2 separate regions of the Mus musculus genome follow, and region 2 is linked to region 1. A link is a loop called in an ENCODE intact Hi-C map of the cell type or tissue named here. Cell type or tissue: heart. All regions are shown on one strand.

Region 1 (8,000 bases):
GGTCTTCATTCACATGCTAGCAGCCACACCATGCACAACGTGACTGTGAGCTTGTTGCCAAGGTCTGACTTCATGTTCCTCCCTTTCTTCCTTTAGCTGAAAAAAAAATGCATTATTCTCCTCCATTCAAGAATTACTTCAGAAACAATAATCAAGCAGGCAACTTGAGGTTTTTAAAAAACTGACAAGCTGTTAATTCTTCGGTGTTTTTTTTAAAATACAAAAGAAACCGAGAGTCTGCTTTACTATTGGTTTTCCTAAAAAAAATTCTAAAAGGTATTTTTTTAACTTTATTTTATATGCATTGGTATGCAGGTGTCAGAGCCCCTGGAACTGGAGCTACAGACAGTTGTGAGCTGCCATGTGGGTGCTGGGAATTGAACCCCAGTCCTCTGTAAGCGCAGCTTGTGCTCTTAACCACGGAACCATCTCTCTAGCCCTCTTAAAAATTATAAAAAGAAAAAATAATCAACCATAACCGTAATTTCTATGAACATTTTGAAAATAATCCCAAATCTGTTTGTATTTACATATATTGGCATAAATAAAATCAGATAAGACATATCATTATATCTATATCTATACATCTTTTACACACTTAAGAAAAACATTTTCTGAGCTGGCAAAATGTCTCAGTGGTTAAGGGTGCTTCCAGTAGACTAGAGTTCTGCTCCCAGCACCCACAGCTATTAGGGAACTCACAACTGCCTGTATCTCCAGCTGCAGGAGAGCTGATTTCCTCTTTGGCCTCTAAAGATGCCTATATACACATGAACATATCCCCACACAACACACATGTATGCACATGACTAAGAGTAAAACAGATCTTTAAAATGTTATTATCATTACTTGTGGTGTGTGTGTGTATACATGTGTGTCACAGTGTGTGTGTGTGCGCCACAGTGCGTGCGAAGGTTCAGAGGACAACTTCACAGAGTCACTTCTCCTTCTACCTTTCCTTGGATCCAGAGAGCACACTCAGGTCATCAGCCTTGTGTGGCATGTGCTTTTACCTGGAGCGATCTACACAGACTGTGGCTAAACTTCCTGTCCTATTCAATTAATTAAATTAACCCTAAAATGAAGAAATGTGATAATTCTTCCAAATATGGTTATTTAATGGCTGAAAACAATAATCCATTACTGTCCTCATAAAAAAATTCTTGTTTATGTGTTTTTCATTTGTTTGAAAATTTACTTATTGAGATAGGCTCTCACTAGGTAGCCTGGGCTGGCCTGGAAGTCAGATGTCGATGAGTCTGACCTTATTCACAAAGATCTACCCATCTTTGTGCCTCTTAAATGCTGTCATTAAAAAGGTATGCACCATCACCCCCAGATAGATCTTACTTTTTAATTATTAATGTATGAATTTGCTTGTGTATATGCTCATTTGTGCATGTCAGTGACGTTGCTATAGGAGGCAGGTTCCCTGGAGCTGGGGTTGTATACAGGTGGTTGTGAGCTGCCCAATGTGTGCACTGGGGAACAAACTTGGGTCATCAGTAAGAACAGTAAGTGTCCTTAACTGCTGAGCCGTTTTCCCACCCCCACCCGGAGCCCAGCGAATTACTGGTCTTCTTGCTCTGACAAATTACTTGATAGAAGAAACTTAACGAAGGGAGGAAGGGTTTATTTTGGTTCACAGGGAAAGCATGGCCATAGGGGCTTGAGGTAGATTCCAGTCAGGCAGCAGGGAGAGATGAATTCTTCTGCCCAGTTCAAGTTCTCTTTTTCTTCAGTCTAGGCTTTCAGCCCATGGGACAGTGCCATCCTTACTCATGGCAGGTCTTTCCGACTCAGCTAAACCTCTCTGGAAACTTCCTCACAGACACGCCAAGAGGTATGTCTCCTAGGTGATTCCAAACCCTGTTAGGTTGACTGTCAACATCTTCCATCACACCTGTGCACCATATTTCTTTGTAGACTCTTCATCTCCTGACACAATGCCCTTCAAAAGGTACATCCCACTGGAAGGTGTGGGATCTTTAAAGAGGAGGCCAGAGAAGCTCTGCTATTCTGTGAACAACTATAAGGAGAGAAAACTGTAAGGAAAGAAGGGCTGCAAGACCAGCACTTGGATCTGGCAGGGACAGAGCAGTGATGTCTGGTATGATTGTTAGAGCATTCACAGGGCAGGGCTCAAGCAAGGACAATGGAAGGAACCACAGCAGGAGGAGAGCCACCACACTGATAAGGCACAAAATCACAAGGGATGCAGAGCAGCCTTGTGAGTCTCAGTAGCTCTTGGGTGGGACATGTGGCATATCTGTTGGATCTTAAAAATGGTTTTAAATGTTGGGCTAATATTGTGAACCTTAACAGGTAGGATCCCTGGTATGTCCCCGAGAAGAGAATTGTGTGAGTAATCTTGGGTTTAAGAGAGCCTTTTTTGGGGGGTAGTGAATTTGTTTGTTTATTATTGAGGCTGTCCAAGGGGGGCCTTGATCTTGATATGTATTAGATTATTCCTTATGATCTTCAGGCTGCCACCTCCTCCACCCCTTCTGGCTTCTCCATCTTCCGAGCTCTGGGATCATAGACACATGTGTCAGTGTGTCAGGTTTTTGTGGTGTCTCCATTGCTCTGCAACTTAGCCCCTTACTTAAGACAAGGATTCTTAGGGGGTGACCCCAGAGCTGCAATGTCAGCATCATCTTGGGAGTTCCTTTGCTATGCAAATTCCTGGGCCACGTTCCAGCCCAGAAATACACTCAATCAGAAACACAGCGGACCGTTTTCAATGAGCCTCCAGGTGATGGTGGTTGGCATGCACACTCACGGACTGTGGACTGGAAGAGGAGAGCGGCATGCCTTTCCCATGAGTCACCTGATAGGACTTGGATTTATTGCTTTCAGGTGTTTTAAGTCGAGGGTAATTCAGCCAGCGGCATGTTAACACATTGCCCACAGCATAAAGAGAGAGTAAAATTTATCCCTCCACCCGAAGCTCATACTAAAGTGGTCTCCTCCTTCTTTGTTGCATTCCATGCAAGTGATACAAAACACACGCTGACCTCAACTATTTTCTAAGAAATTTGATAGGGGAAAACAACAAACCCGGGGACTCCACCTCTCCCTAGACGCTGCCGCTGTTTCTAACTGGCTTGAGCACTTGTGCCTGGCTGCTTGTGCTCTGGAGGTATCTGATGTCTCCGTGCCAGTGTAGCCCCCAGAAACACCAGCTCGGCTTCGGCTTTCCGCAGGGCTGTCTCGCAGAGAGTTCTTGATGGGGTATGCCTGAGATGCTGGCGAGAGTCTAACACAGGAATGCTGGCTCTGCTGGCTCTGCTGGCTCTGTTGTTCACACTGGCCAGGCTTGGCAGGACACCTTTCTTTAGGTTCTGCTGAATTACTTTTCTCACTCTGGTCGAAAAGCAGCTTAAAGGAGAACCAGTTTATTTTGCTTCATGGCTTAAGGGGTGGGGATGGGGGTGGGGGTAGGGGTACGGCTGGGAGTGGGGAACAGTCCTTCCAGATGGCGAATACAAGAAGGCAGGATCTTGAGGGAGCTGGTTCTTAGGAATGGTCCCTTCTCTGTTAGGGAGCAGAGAATGAAGTGAGACCGGAAATGCTTTCATAAAACCTCAAGGCCAGCCTACAGTAACCCACTTCCTCCAGTGAGGCTTCACCACCTACAAGGTTCCACAACCCTCCCTAACAGCGCCACCAGCTGGGGCCGTGTTCAAACACAGGAGCCTAAGAGATGTGTCTCATTCAAATCATCACAAGCTCTAAATTGTGCTCACAGTGCGCCAGCCGGGGCTCTACGGCCTGGTGCCTCAGAGTCTTGATATAGAAGGCACGCTATTGTAGCATTGCCAGGGCTAAGCCAGTGCCTCTACTCCCCGGAGGGGTCATTCGACACTCTAGTCTCGGGAAAATCACTATCCCCGTGAGTGAGCTCTGCTTTTCCAACACATTATTTTGTTTCATAGACGACTTATGAATACAATCAAACACCCCTAGTACCTGAAAGAACGCATAAGTCATAAATAACTTCCTTTGTGTTCTTTGCCGAGAAATACCACCTAGCTTCCTCAATCCCACAGAGGTGGGCCACGCATTCCTTACTGGCCATCTGGAACAGTGGAAACCTTCAGACTGTGGAGAAGTCAGCCACACCCACATTTCCAAACACGTCGTTAGACCCCAAAGCAGAAGGCTCGTGATTACACCCCACAATCAGCTCTGAGGCTCTGAACAGACCACCCATCTCTCGCTACACATGGTGGTAACTGCTGTGGGTGTTACTTAGCTCTTCCAACATGGAAGTATATTATATATACTAGATAATACAGTATAATATAGAAAATATTCCATGTAGAGCTATTGTGGGTTTGTAAAATGAGTTACATTATAGATCAAGGATTGTGAACTCCAGTATTAAGTTGGTTTTCTATTTCTATTAAAAAAAAAAAAGGAAGGAAGGAAGGAAGAAAGAAAGAAAGAAAGAAAGAAAGAAAGTCTAAGTAAAAGACCAGTAAGATTGCCCAATGAACAAAAGTGCTTGCTGCCAAGACTGATGGCCTAAGTTTGGTCTCCCAACTCTCAAAGTTGCCTTCTGACCTCCACTCATAGTCTGTGGACACACACACACACACACACACACACACACACACACACTTCACTTCCTTCTTGTTAGGAGCTCACAAGGCATCTATCTGATATGTACCCCAAAATCGTGGCAACCATCATTCTAGAGCTCCAGGTCCCGTATGAGATCTCTGCCACACAGAGAGACAGATCTTTGGGGACAGGAAGCCAAGATTAAACCTCTGTCCTCTGTAAGAACCAAAGAGCCTTGATTAGCTTGCAGGTGGAGAGCTGGAAGACTGCTGGAGTTTACATTAGGCGAAAACTCACAGTGCATAAAAGAGCAGTGACAATTTCTCTACTCCTCAAGGACCAGGGTCTGTTACTATATAATTTTTCTTTTATCAGAAAAGCTCCTGGCTGCAGGCTACGCACCCTGATACTCCATGATAGCCCCGAGATTACTCCATGGCTCCCTGGGAGTGCTTCAGCCACTTCTGGGCGTTCAGTGGCACATATCTCATTTGGGGGCTGTGCTAGACTGTTGTTTCTGAGGTTTCTGAGGTACTGTCTTGCTCAGGAAAAGAAGAAACAGTTACCTTAAGTACAAGGAAGGGCCCTGAGGATTTATTCACAAAGAGGTGCAGGGGTCAAGGCACAGCTTGGTGTGTGTGTGGGGGGGGGGGTGTCATTTTTTCCTTTCAAACTTTCTATTGCCAGTGACTTTTAAAATGCCAGTTCTGTGCTGAACTATGGACAGGCTATATCAAGATGAGCCAATCTAAAGTTGCTGGCAGGAGAATGCAGAATGGAAGCAATTAAAATGACTTATCTGGTCTCATCTAACTGGTTATCAACAAAGCAATTGGACAATTGGACACAGCATTGATTTCCAATAGATCATTTTTCTTAGGAATAGTGAACACCATCCATTGTTACGCAGCACAGGGCATGATGGGAGAGCCTTAATTTCACAAGCATCTACTTGACATTGAACATTCAATTTAAATGTTTATATCAACAGAGAAGTTCTAATGAAATCCTTCAAGCAGTAGGTTGCTTGCCCACCCCACTTACTGTCACCCTGGTGCAAAGGGACATTAACACGCCCTCCCTCTTTCCTGATGGGGTACACATGCAATTGTAAAAAAGCTGGGCATGGTGGCCCACACCTTTAATCCCAGCACTCAGGAGGAAGAGGCAGGTGGATTTCTGAGTTCAAGGACAGCCTGGTCTACAAAGTGAGTTCCAGGACAGCCAGGGCTACACAGAGAAACCCTGTCTCGAAAAACAAAACAAAACAAAACAAAACAAAACAAAACATGCATTTTTTTCCTTTTCAAGAGGTAAATATGAACAGATTTCTCTTCAGACCCACAGAATAAGAAATACCCTGATCTGTGTCCCTTTAGGGGCTTGATCCACGAGACTTTCGAAGGTTACTGTGTGCTGACATCTGGTTGAAAGGAGAGAGTATTGCGTCTATCAGTTTCTAGTAGAGTGCTTCTGAAACGTGAGCCTGAAGCACGGGTCTTGTTTAAAGGCCATACTCTGGAGTCTGCTGTGAAGCCTGCGATGCTGCCTAGGGACAGGTACAGGGGCTCCTGGGGACAGGTACAGGGGCTCCTGCTGCCACCGAGGTCACATTCACTCCTTTGTTTACAGACAAGGTTTCACTGAGGTCTGGGAAGGTCTCAAACTTTCTCTGTAGCCTTGAATTTACAATCCTACTTCCTTTGTGCCGTCCCCAGTGTTGGCATTAGAGGCATATGCCACCACATCTAACTGGACTGGTTAGTTATCGTCAGTTGGACACACACTTTGAGCCACTTGGGAAGAGGGAAACTCAACAGAGGAATTGCCTCCATCAGATTGGCCCATGGACACGTGGGAGGCAGGGAGCTTTCCTCAGATGATGATTGATGTGGGAGGGCCCAGCTTCCCAGTAGTGGTGCCACTCCTGGGCAAGTGGTCCTAGGTTCTACAGGAAAGCAGGATGAGCAAGCCATAGGCAGAGCAGTAGGAAACACTCCTCCATGACCTCTGCTTTGGACCTGCCTCCAGCTTCCTGCTTTGAGTTCCTGCCTGACTCTTCCTCCTCGGGTTGCTTTTTTGCTCAAGGTGTTTTCACAGCAACAGAAAGCAATTAAGACATCAGCTATGGACTTCATTTGAAGTTCTAAGGACCCAGAAGATGTGCAAATGAAGGCAGAGAAAGAGAAGACCTACAGGCCAGAGCTACAAGCAGCTGTGATCTGCTTCCACTCACTAAGTAAATAATACTAAGAAAGAAAAATTCTAGAACCATTTTGAGAATTAGTTTTCTCACAAGTAAATGCAACAATTTTTATGATGCTTTTTCCAAGCAAGTGGCAAAATATATAGACAGGAGTTCTTCAAAAGCAGTTGCAGATATATTCCTATGGTGTGTTCCACCAAGCTTTGAAGAAAGGTGCTTTACAGTTTCACAGCACTGGGGAAAACTCCTCAATAAAAGTCAGGGATCCATTTCTTTCCATATCGGGAAACTGCTGGGCTTGCCTTTGGGGTTTTTGGTAGTCATAACTGTTAAAGGCCAAACGCGTCTGGTTCCACCATAGTCAGAGTCTGGAGATGCTAAAAGCGGGGGTGAGGGTAGGGACCTGACTTTTCATTACTTCTTCTCATTGGTAAACCCAGAACCGCCCAGATTCCCCTAGCCAGGTACTCCCCTAGCCAGGTACTCCCCTAGCCAGGTACTGCCCTAGCCAGGTACTCCCCTAGCCAGGTACTGCCCTAGCCAGGTACTCCCCTAGCCAGGTACTCCCCTAGCCAGGTACTCCCCTAGCCAGGTACTCCCCTAGCCACCTTCAGTGACGCAGCACCATTGCCCACTCCCATCACCAGCAGTCAGACTTGACACAGTTCCACCGTCAAGCACCAGGAGTCGCGCATTCTCCCTATGCGCATGCGCTATACCTGTTTTAACGCCCTGCCTTCATGGCCTGCTCCTTCTCATTCCTGCTCAGAGGTAGCCTTTTGTGTGCTGCCCACCATAAATCTCTGGCATGAGGTCTATTGCCTGGTGTGATTTTGTGGCATTCCTTTGCCTTGCGGTCGCCTCAAACAACAACAACAACAACACTTTTTCTGGAGTAGCTCTTTCCTGGAAACCATAGAGAATGAGAATAAAACTTTGAGGCACTTTGACACCCAGAAGGGCACTAGACTGCCTGAGCATTCCCTGTATCCGGCATTCCAGGCAGTAAAGCCTTGCTAGCTCCAAGGCAGTGATGCTCAGTGGTACCCTATTTCCTGTGACCCGCCTTACTACACAGGAGCTTTGTATTTGTAGGCGTGTGTTCCCCGCACCCCACCTTAAGCTCCCATCTATAAATCCATAATAATTTCTCTCTATGACTTATCCTCCGTGGTCTGAATATTTTGTTTTTCAAATCTGTGAGACAGCCTTGGGTTGAAGGCAT
Region 2 (8,000 bases), 320 kb before region 1:
AGTTTCTGTCTGTTCCCCTCAGCAGACAAGCCAAAGCTTAATTTGCTTCATTGGCTTCGACTTTGACAAATCCAGACTCCTGGGCAGTAAAATTTCATAGGCATTTAAAAAAATTTTTTTTTTTATCCTTGGCTCATTTATATTTAAATATCTTCACCACCAGGAAACTTAAACATTTATGCACGGAGGTGACACACTCCTTACCATCTCTCAGGTCAGCCGTGGAACCCGAGCCCCAGGCTCTTGATGCTCTGGGTGGTCCTTACTGGCCGTGGAGCGGGCACTGCCCTTTTCCACATCCCTTTAGGATGGAGGCTTTGAGCTGCTTCTCATTATGATTGCACTGCTTTCAAAAGGAAGCTACGGAATGCCCCTTCTTCCCGCCTGGAGAGATCTGTTATTCCATGAAAAGTTTTATTTTCTCATTTGCACACAATTACCATTTACTTCCCAAAAGATGTCCCTGTGGGCTTCTCTTCAGATATCGATAAAAATAGAGCAACAGATTCGCTGACCCTGCACCACACTGGACTTTGTAATCCAGGGGGAAAGCACAAAAGGAGGACTTCACATGTGAGAGACAAACTGATACACTGCCTTTTCTGCCTCATATTGGAAGGGTCTTCCCAGGAGCTGGGGAGAGGGAAATAGGACTTAGGTTTTGGTTTCAGTTTTCCAGGTCTCTCAGTGAAGATCAGATTGGTGAAGAGCAGACCCTTTGCAGAGGGGACTCCCTACATTTGCCATGGCTCAAAAGGGCTCAAGCCCACAATCACACCAAGCTAGAAGAAGGCCAACGGGTGGAAGTTTCTGCAGGTTTTGTTTCCAAAGGCTCAAAGGCTGCACCTTGTTGATTTGCTTTATGTTGTAAAACAATGGAAGGTCCCAAACTGAAACTATGTTCTGCTTAGTATGGTCAACAGGGCCTGGGGAGCAGTGGGGCGAAGCACAAGATGGATTTTTGTTAAAACTAGGACAAAACAGAGTTATTCTAGGCAGTTCAACCAAGAAGACTGATATCAGAATGTCCGTAAGTCACTTCCTCACGCATGTGAGGAAACACCATGTCTGTTTGTGGGTAGTGGCAGTGTTTAGTTTTTTAAAAGGAAGTTGGTTGGCAGGATATCTCCTTCACATATATGAAACTACCTAAGATTTGATAGTTGTATATGTACAATGATGGAATGCCCAGAAGTGGTTAGGGTCAGTGGCCTCGAAGAGTTCCCATTCCCAGTAGATGCCAAAGTCCCACCAGCTTATTGGTATTGTCTTGCTTAGCCAGCGATAGCCTCACACCTATACATCTTCTAACTTAGTAGTCATGTATTCGAGAACTTGAGAGATAATTGTCCCATCCACTAGAACAAGTACTATTTCTGTAGACACAGTGTCCCTGTGTAGCCTGGAAGTCACTAAACAGACCAACATGACTTGAGCTCACACAGATTCACTTGCCTCTGCCTGCTGAGTGATAGGATTAAAGGTGTGCAGGGTGCCACAGCAATGACCTTGCACAAGGACTCTCCATTGTTTCAGATTGCCTTGGTATGCCATTGGCACATCTCAGTTCTCTTGCTTCCTGCGAAAACCCTGGGCAGGTGCTGTTCTACCCTGTGAGAAAATACAAAGCAATTTAGGGAAGCGAGAGTTTATTTTGGTTCAGAGTTTAAAGCCACACCCACTCTTGCTCATGACTGTCCCCTAACTCCAGCTCCCGGGCACCCAGTGCCCTCTTCTGGGCTTCACGGGCACAGCATACAAGTGTGCAAGCCTACACTTGCACAGCATGAAAACAGAAACATCATTTTTAAGTAGATTATGTGGGTCTGGTGACCACAGTATATGGATGATCTCACTTAGGACACTTTCAGTCTTGTGGATGCTGTAACCATGACAACAGGCTCACACATAAATTAGGTCTCCCCTGGGCAAACCTGCATCCCTAATTATGTATTCTTACAGCAATTTCAAACCCTCCTCTTCTCCCACTAACTAAAGTATGTCACAGCATACAGAGAAACCCTGTCTTGAAAAGCCAAAAAAAAAAAAAAAAAGAAAGAAAGAAAGAAAGAAAAGAAAAGAAAAGAAAAGAAAAGAAAAGAAAAAAGAATGTGAACGTTGAATTATATTCAGCTCTCTTCTTGGGGTTAAAAACTTTAGCTGCCCCCACTCGTTACTGAATGGTGTGGTACTTACTGAATGCCTTTTGAGTGTGGCATGCTGCAAAACAGGTGCAATTGGCACTGATTTTTCTGATAGAAACTATTGAGGCCAGACAAGTTTTAATTTTTTGATAGCTGGGTTCTCTTGCCCAAGGGCCTCTTCACTGCAGACCACCATGGCTGTCTGAGGCTCGCTTCAAAACACTGGCACCCTGGTATCCACCTCCTCAGGCCCCTATGTGCCATTCACACCATGGAGGCTGTGGGAGGAAACTGTGGCCATGCTGACTCCAGTCTCAGAGATGCCAACACAAGAGCGTGCTGGTCTACCTCCCAAGAGGCGGGTAGGATAAATTGTTGAATCTGGTCTGTGCTAAAGTCACCGTGCTTTGTGGCTCTTCCATAGTTTAAAGCTCACAAGGCTGGGGAGATGGAGACACCTTGGCCAGTAAAGCTCGCGTTGAACCAGCACAAGGACCTGCCTTTAGAACCCAAGTAAAAAAGCTGGGTGAGTCACCAGTATGGAGTCTTAGTGCTGTGACATGGGAGCAGAGACAGGTGACTCTACCAAAGCTGCCAGGCCTGTCAGCCTGGCTCCCCTGTAAAGTTCCAGACCAATGAGAGACCCTATCTCAAACAAAAGCTGTGACTTCTAAACTATACCTGTTCCCCATGCATACCACCACCACCACCACCACCACCTCATGCTCACATCATTATTTCAGGGAGCAGAGGACAGTCCTAGGGATTGAATCTGGTACCTTGTAAGCCCTATGAGAGTGTTCACACATTCCTACAGATTTTGTTATTTAGCTGATTATTCGATTGTTTATTTTAGACAAGGTCTCCCAAAGTTGCCCATGCTGGCTTTGAACTCAGCAGCCAGGCTAGCCTTGACCTTTGACCTCCTTCCTCAGCCCCCTGAGTAGTTGTCACTAGAGGTAAGCACCTCCAAGTCACACTTGTCACTGTTTTCAGACCGATTTAAAGTAGTCCTTTATAAAGGACAATTGAATCAGGATCCAGTTTGGAGTTTTTTCTCTGCACTTCCTCTTATCCTTCACTAGATGGCGTTCTGAGTCAATCCATAGCATCTGTGCCCGTGTTCTGGCCCAGGGGAATGTAGAAGCAGCATCCCTCCCCAACTGGCTTCCCTTTCCCCATCCCCAGATGAGTAAATGAGGTCTGCATGCGGCTGAGCATTTGGGAGGCCATCCTTGTAAATACTGTTGAGGTGGCTCTAATGGGAAGCATTTTGAAGTCATAGAATAGTTCTGTTGATTGGCAGGAAGTTTGGAGAGACCCATCATTACTGACCCCAGGCATCTAGCTGGTTCAGTGAATCAAGACCACATTCACTCACAGTCCTCATAAAGGAGACAGTCAGGCAGTCCCAACCGCCTGGGTTTTATGTAGAAAGGACAAATAGGTGAGAGGGGGAAATATAAAACAGACTAAATCTGGGACTGGAGAGATGGCGCGGTATCAATCTTCCAGAAAACCAGCACCCATGTCAGGGGCTCACAGCTGCCTGTAACTGCGGCTTCAGGGAGATAGATCACCCTCTCCTGGCATCTGAGGTCACCTGCACTCATGTGGCAGGCATATATACACATACATATGTACACACACAGACACAAATGCACAAAGTGATAATATAATGTTTTAAAAATACTGACACATTAATTTGATTCAGAAAAATAGGACAGCAGCTACCTTTTCAGGAGAAATTGGATTTGAAGATTTTTTTGCAAAAATATCCAAAGAGATGTATGCATTGATATGACTTTATCCCTTACCAGAATGAATATGAGTGTGTGCTTCCAATTCAATTTAATTCCACATCCCACTTCTTCTCTCCCTCCCTTCCTTCTTTATTACTCAGATAGACGAACATATCATAATCTTGACAGATCTATGCAGAGTTCGGTCATTCATGGCTGCCAGTAGTCAAGGAGACTGCAGTGTGTGTGTGTGTGTGTGTGTGTGTGTATGTGTGTCTGTCTGTCTGTCTGTCTGTCGGAGTGTGTGTGTGTGTGAATGTATGTATGTGTATGTATAGATATTGTGTTTGATGTCTAGAGGCTTATCAATGGGAGGATTTTTAGACCATCCAAGAGGGAAGATGCTAAAACCCTGGGAGGAAGGATGGCTTGCTTATGCCTGTGGTCTGTCTGTCTTCAGGAACACAACAGATCCTGATTCATTAGTCTCGTAACCTGTTTGTCATGTGACTCACTCACCCCTGTGGAGATGAGCTCCATCTGAGGAGCAGAACAAGCCTGTGGGGACCTGAAAGGCATCTGCTATAGACATCCATGTGCTCTCAAGCACTCGCATGATGTGTGTGCTACCCCGAATAGCCTGAGAGGATGGGAAGGGGGATACATGCTAACCCAAGCAGTGCTGTCTCAGAACAGAAGGTCTCAGGACTCTTCTGTCTTTCCATGTTCAAACTTACTATTGTAGGAGTCTGGAGATATCACTCAGAAGACCCGAGTTCACTTTCCAGCACCCAGATCGGTTGGCTCCCAACTGACTGTAACTCCAGCTCCATGAGACCCACCACGCTCTTCTGGCCTCTCCAGGGACTTGCATGCACATGACATGTACACACATGCACAGAGGTGTATAAGTAAATCATTTTAAAAATCTCATACCATTTTATTCCCACTCCCCTGCAATGATGGCTGCTAAGAACACACACACACACACACACACACACAAACCACAGCACCACATTTACAGAAAATCCTCTGATAATATGATAAGTCTAGCTCATTCAACACCCCCCACCATCATTTCAATGTTCATTTTTTTCCTTCACCCCAACTGAATTGTTGTTTTAATATGTTGATCTTCCTAACTGTAGGAAGTCTTATGGGCAGGGACTAGACTCTCTCTCAGATGAGGGAAGAGTAAAACAGAGAATGAGAAATCTGCTTGTACACAAAGTGTTTGCCCTCCTATTTGTTCCCTGTCCAAGGATGAGCCTCAGGCTATTTCCCAAACCTCATGAAAGTGGAGGCATTGAAAACCATGTGCCCATCACAGACTCTTTGTGCTTCTTTAACGTGGAGGTTCCCATATTTGGGTCAATTGGCTAAAATGAATTTCCAGACCCAACATCTTAGTGATTGTAGGACTCAGGATTTTCAATGACTGGATTCTGAAATCAAGACTTCCGTGCCATCTCCATGGTGGACTACTACTACCTGTACACTTCACAGGACTGCTGAGGGCTGTCTCCATTAACAATGTCAAACCCCATCATTGGTGGATTAGGGTAAATGAGTGTTGAGTCCAAGTAGCCTTGCCTACTCTGCAAATGATACCTACTGCAACAACTGCTGTTCGGTGTCGGCAATAAAACATCATGACCTAAAGCAACTTATTAAAAAAAGTTTGGTTTATGGTTCCATAGAGACAGTCCCTAACAGCTCTGAAGGAGGCATGGCAGGCACAGGAAGTTGAGAGATCACAAGTCCATCTACACAGGAAGCAGAGACAGAGAACAGGAAGTGAAGCCAGGCAATAAGACCTTAAATCTTGCTTCCAATGACATAGTTCTTCCAACAAGTCTGCCCTTTCTAAACAGTCCATCACTTCCCCCCAGATATCACCACCAACTGGGGACAATCTCAAACACATGAGCCAGCGAGGGACGTTTCTCATTTACTCCCACAGCACCCTTTCCATATACGATCTAAGTCTCTTTAGGCTCAACGGCTTAGTCTGCTAAAGTCTGTGACCCTATTTCTGTTCATATCACTTGAGAGTAAGTGTTCTTACCTGCGTTAGGGTCATATGAGAGACTTGATAATGAGTTGTATTATCCAGGGAAAGAAAGTAGTTCTTAAAGACTCGGGCCATTATTTTGCCCAAGAGGAAAGGCAAGAATATGGGGAGGCAATCTCAGTATCTTGGAAAGAGTGCTGCCTCAGGTACTTTGTCACGGCAATGGCAAGTTTCAGGCATTTCACAAACTGGTGCACAATGCACCAATTTTCTATCATTCAGAATGTGAACAGGGATTCCTTAATCAGTTCTCTACACTATCTTCTCAAGTAATGTCTCTCCTTGAGCCTGAAGATCCCCAGTTTAGCTGGGTTGACTGGCCAGGCATCCTTAGGATGATCCTGCCCCTGCCCCCACTACCCCCTCCCCCCAGCACTAGGACCACAAGCACACTGTCCCAGTCCCATCTTTATGGAGGTCCTTGGGTATTGAACTCAGGTCCTCCTGATTAAGCAGCAAGCACTTAGCCCGTAGCATCTCCCACAGGTCACGCTCAAGCGTTCTCACTTCCTGTAAGGTCCCATGTCTTCACCCTATTCCTCCCTGCCTAGGCTGTCCCTGTGTAATTCTTTCCAGCCCCACCCTGTCTTCCATATGGGTCTGTACTTCCTTTTGGAGTGAAGAGTCCCGGATCTGTGAACCATCCATACATTCATACCGAAGCAAACTCCACTTAAGCCACGGCGTCTCCATTCTCCTCCAATCAATGCGCTGTTCCAAGACAGGGCTGTGGGTTTGTATCTCTGCTCTCTGTTAGCTCTGGTTATAAAAACAGAAGCCAGCATCTCCTGAAATGAGGCCTCGTAATATTCTTTTCAATTTCCTTTTGAAAGAAAGACTGACCCCCTTTGTGAGCCCTGAGATGAACATGGCCTGTTAAATGCAGATGTGTCTGACCCTTCATCCTGGAGGTCAGTGAAGCGGGAAAAAGTATCAAAGATACTCCCCAAACTGGGTCAGAGCTGTGTTAAAAGATGAGAGGATTATTTCAGGAATCTTTACAATAATCCATTCACCCAGGTTGAAACCATTTATGGAGTGTTTTGGGGGCACTGTCTGGAGAGATGGATGAGCCAGCCAGAGCTGCACATGGCCTCTCCTCCGGGTTCCAGTTTTAGGGCTTCATTCAGAAGAGCTCATTATTTTAGAAGCTAAGAAAAAAGCGGGCCTTAAAGTAGTTTTCATCATTTCCCCGCCTGTTTCTGAACACACTAAAAAAATATGTAATCCACAAATCACCTCCCACTTCAGTGCATAAAGAAAGAATGAGGGCCTTAGAGGTTGACTTTAAATATACAGTTCCCGTGACCTTCAAACCTTCAGGGAGGCAGGGGAGTCGCCTGCAGTACATGCTGACGTGTGCGTACGTGCTGACGTGTGCGTACGTGCTGACGTGTGCGTACGTGCTGACGTGTGCATACGTGCTGACATGTGCGTACATGCTGACGTGTGCTTAGCTGGTGTATTGGGTTAATACATGTTAAACATGAAAAACTTCTGTCCACATTAAGTCAGAACAGGCGAGGAGCACCCACAGTGTCTGCTGGGAGCTTATGTGGTCCTGGCCACTGCAGCGATGGTGGAAGATGCAGGCCTTAAAATATGTAAAAAGGAAAATACTGAACATGTTCACTATAGACTGTAGTGGTGTGTCTGTGAAAAGGAAGGGCCATGAGAGAAAATGCCCTTTCAAATTCTTCCATCATCAACCCACAAGACTGAGCGCTGGAAGCACTTCCTTACCTAGTGAGTAACAACCAGAGGGGATAAGTTGGAGTGTCCGGTAGAAGGCAGCTCTTCAGTCCAAATGACTTGATTAAAATTATTTTTTAAATGTATAAATATTACATATTATTATATGATAACTATTATTATATAACCAAGAACTAACTTAAAGGAAAGGCAGTGACTTTTGTTTTGATAAACTTTCTTGTTTTTTTATACTTTATTGATTCATTGTGAATATCACATCATGTACCCCAATTCCACTCATCTCCCCAACCCTCCATGTCTGCCCCCTGTCATTGTAAACTACCTCCA

What was found. A loop is a pair of places that touch in the nucleus more often than their neighbours do. Peaks named below come from ENCODE experiments on the same cell type or tissue, not always from the same donor. Only the 100,000 strongest peaks of a DNase experiment are listed, where the experiment ranks them.
Region 2: it touches region 1 in a loop (7-fold over the local background); 12 of 42 quality-filtered maps call a loop at or near these places.

Annotation. Positions count from the first base shown.
Region 1 is chr9:116,380,755-116,388,754 of GRCm38, forward strand. No RefSeq gene overlaps it. Among named protein-coding and RNA genes, the nearest start is that of Gm31559, 8.1 kb to the right of the region's middle. In heart, a CTCF peak has its summit at 3,676 (motif pointing left); DNase peaks (open chromatin) are centred at 2,777, 3,297 and 3,667; H3K4me3 peaks cover 739 bases; H3K27ac peaks cover 1,130 bases.
Region 2 is chr9:116,057,592-116,065,591 of GRCm38, forward strand. The region is part of intron 14 of Gadl1 (glutamate decarboxylase-like 1); the gene reads left to right. Among named protein-coding and RNA genes, the nearest start is that of Gm31014, 7.1 kb to the left of the region's middle. In heart, CTCF peaks have their summits at 1,744 (motif pointing left) and 3,227 (motif pointing right); no DNase peak of the experiment used is centred here.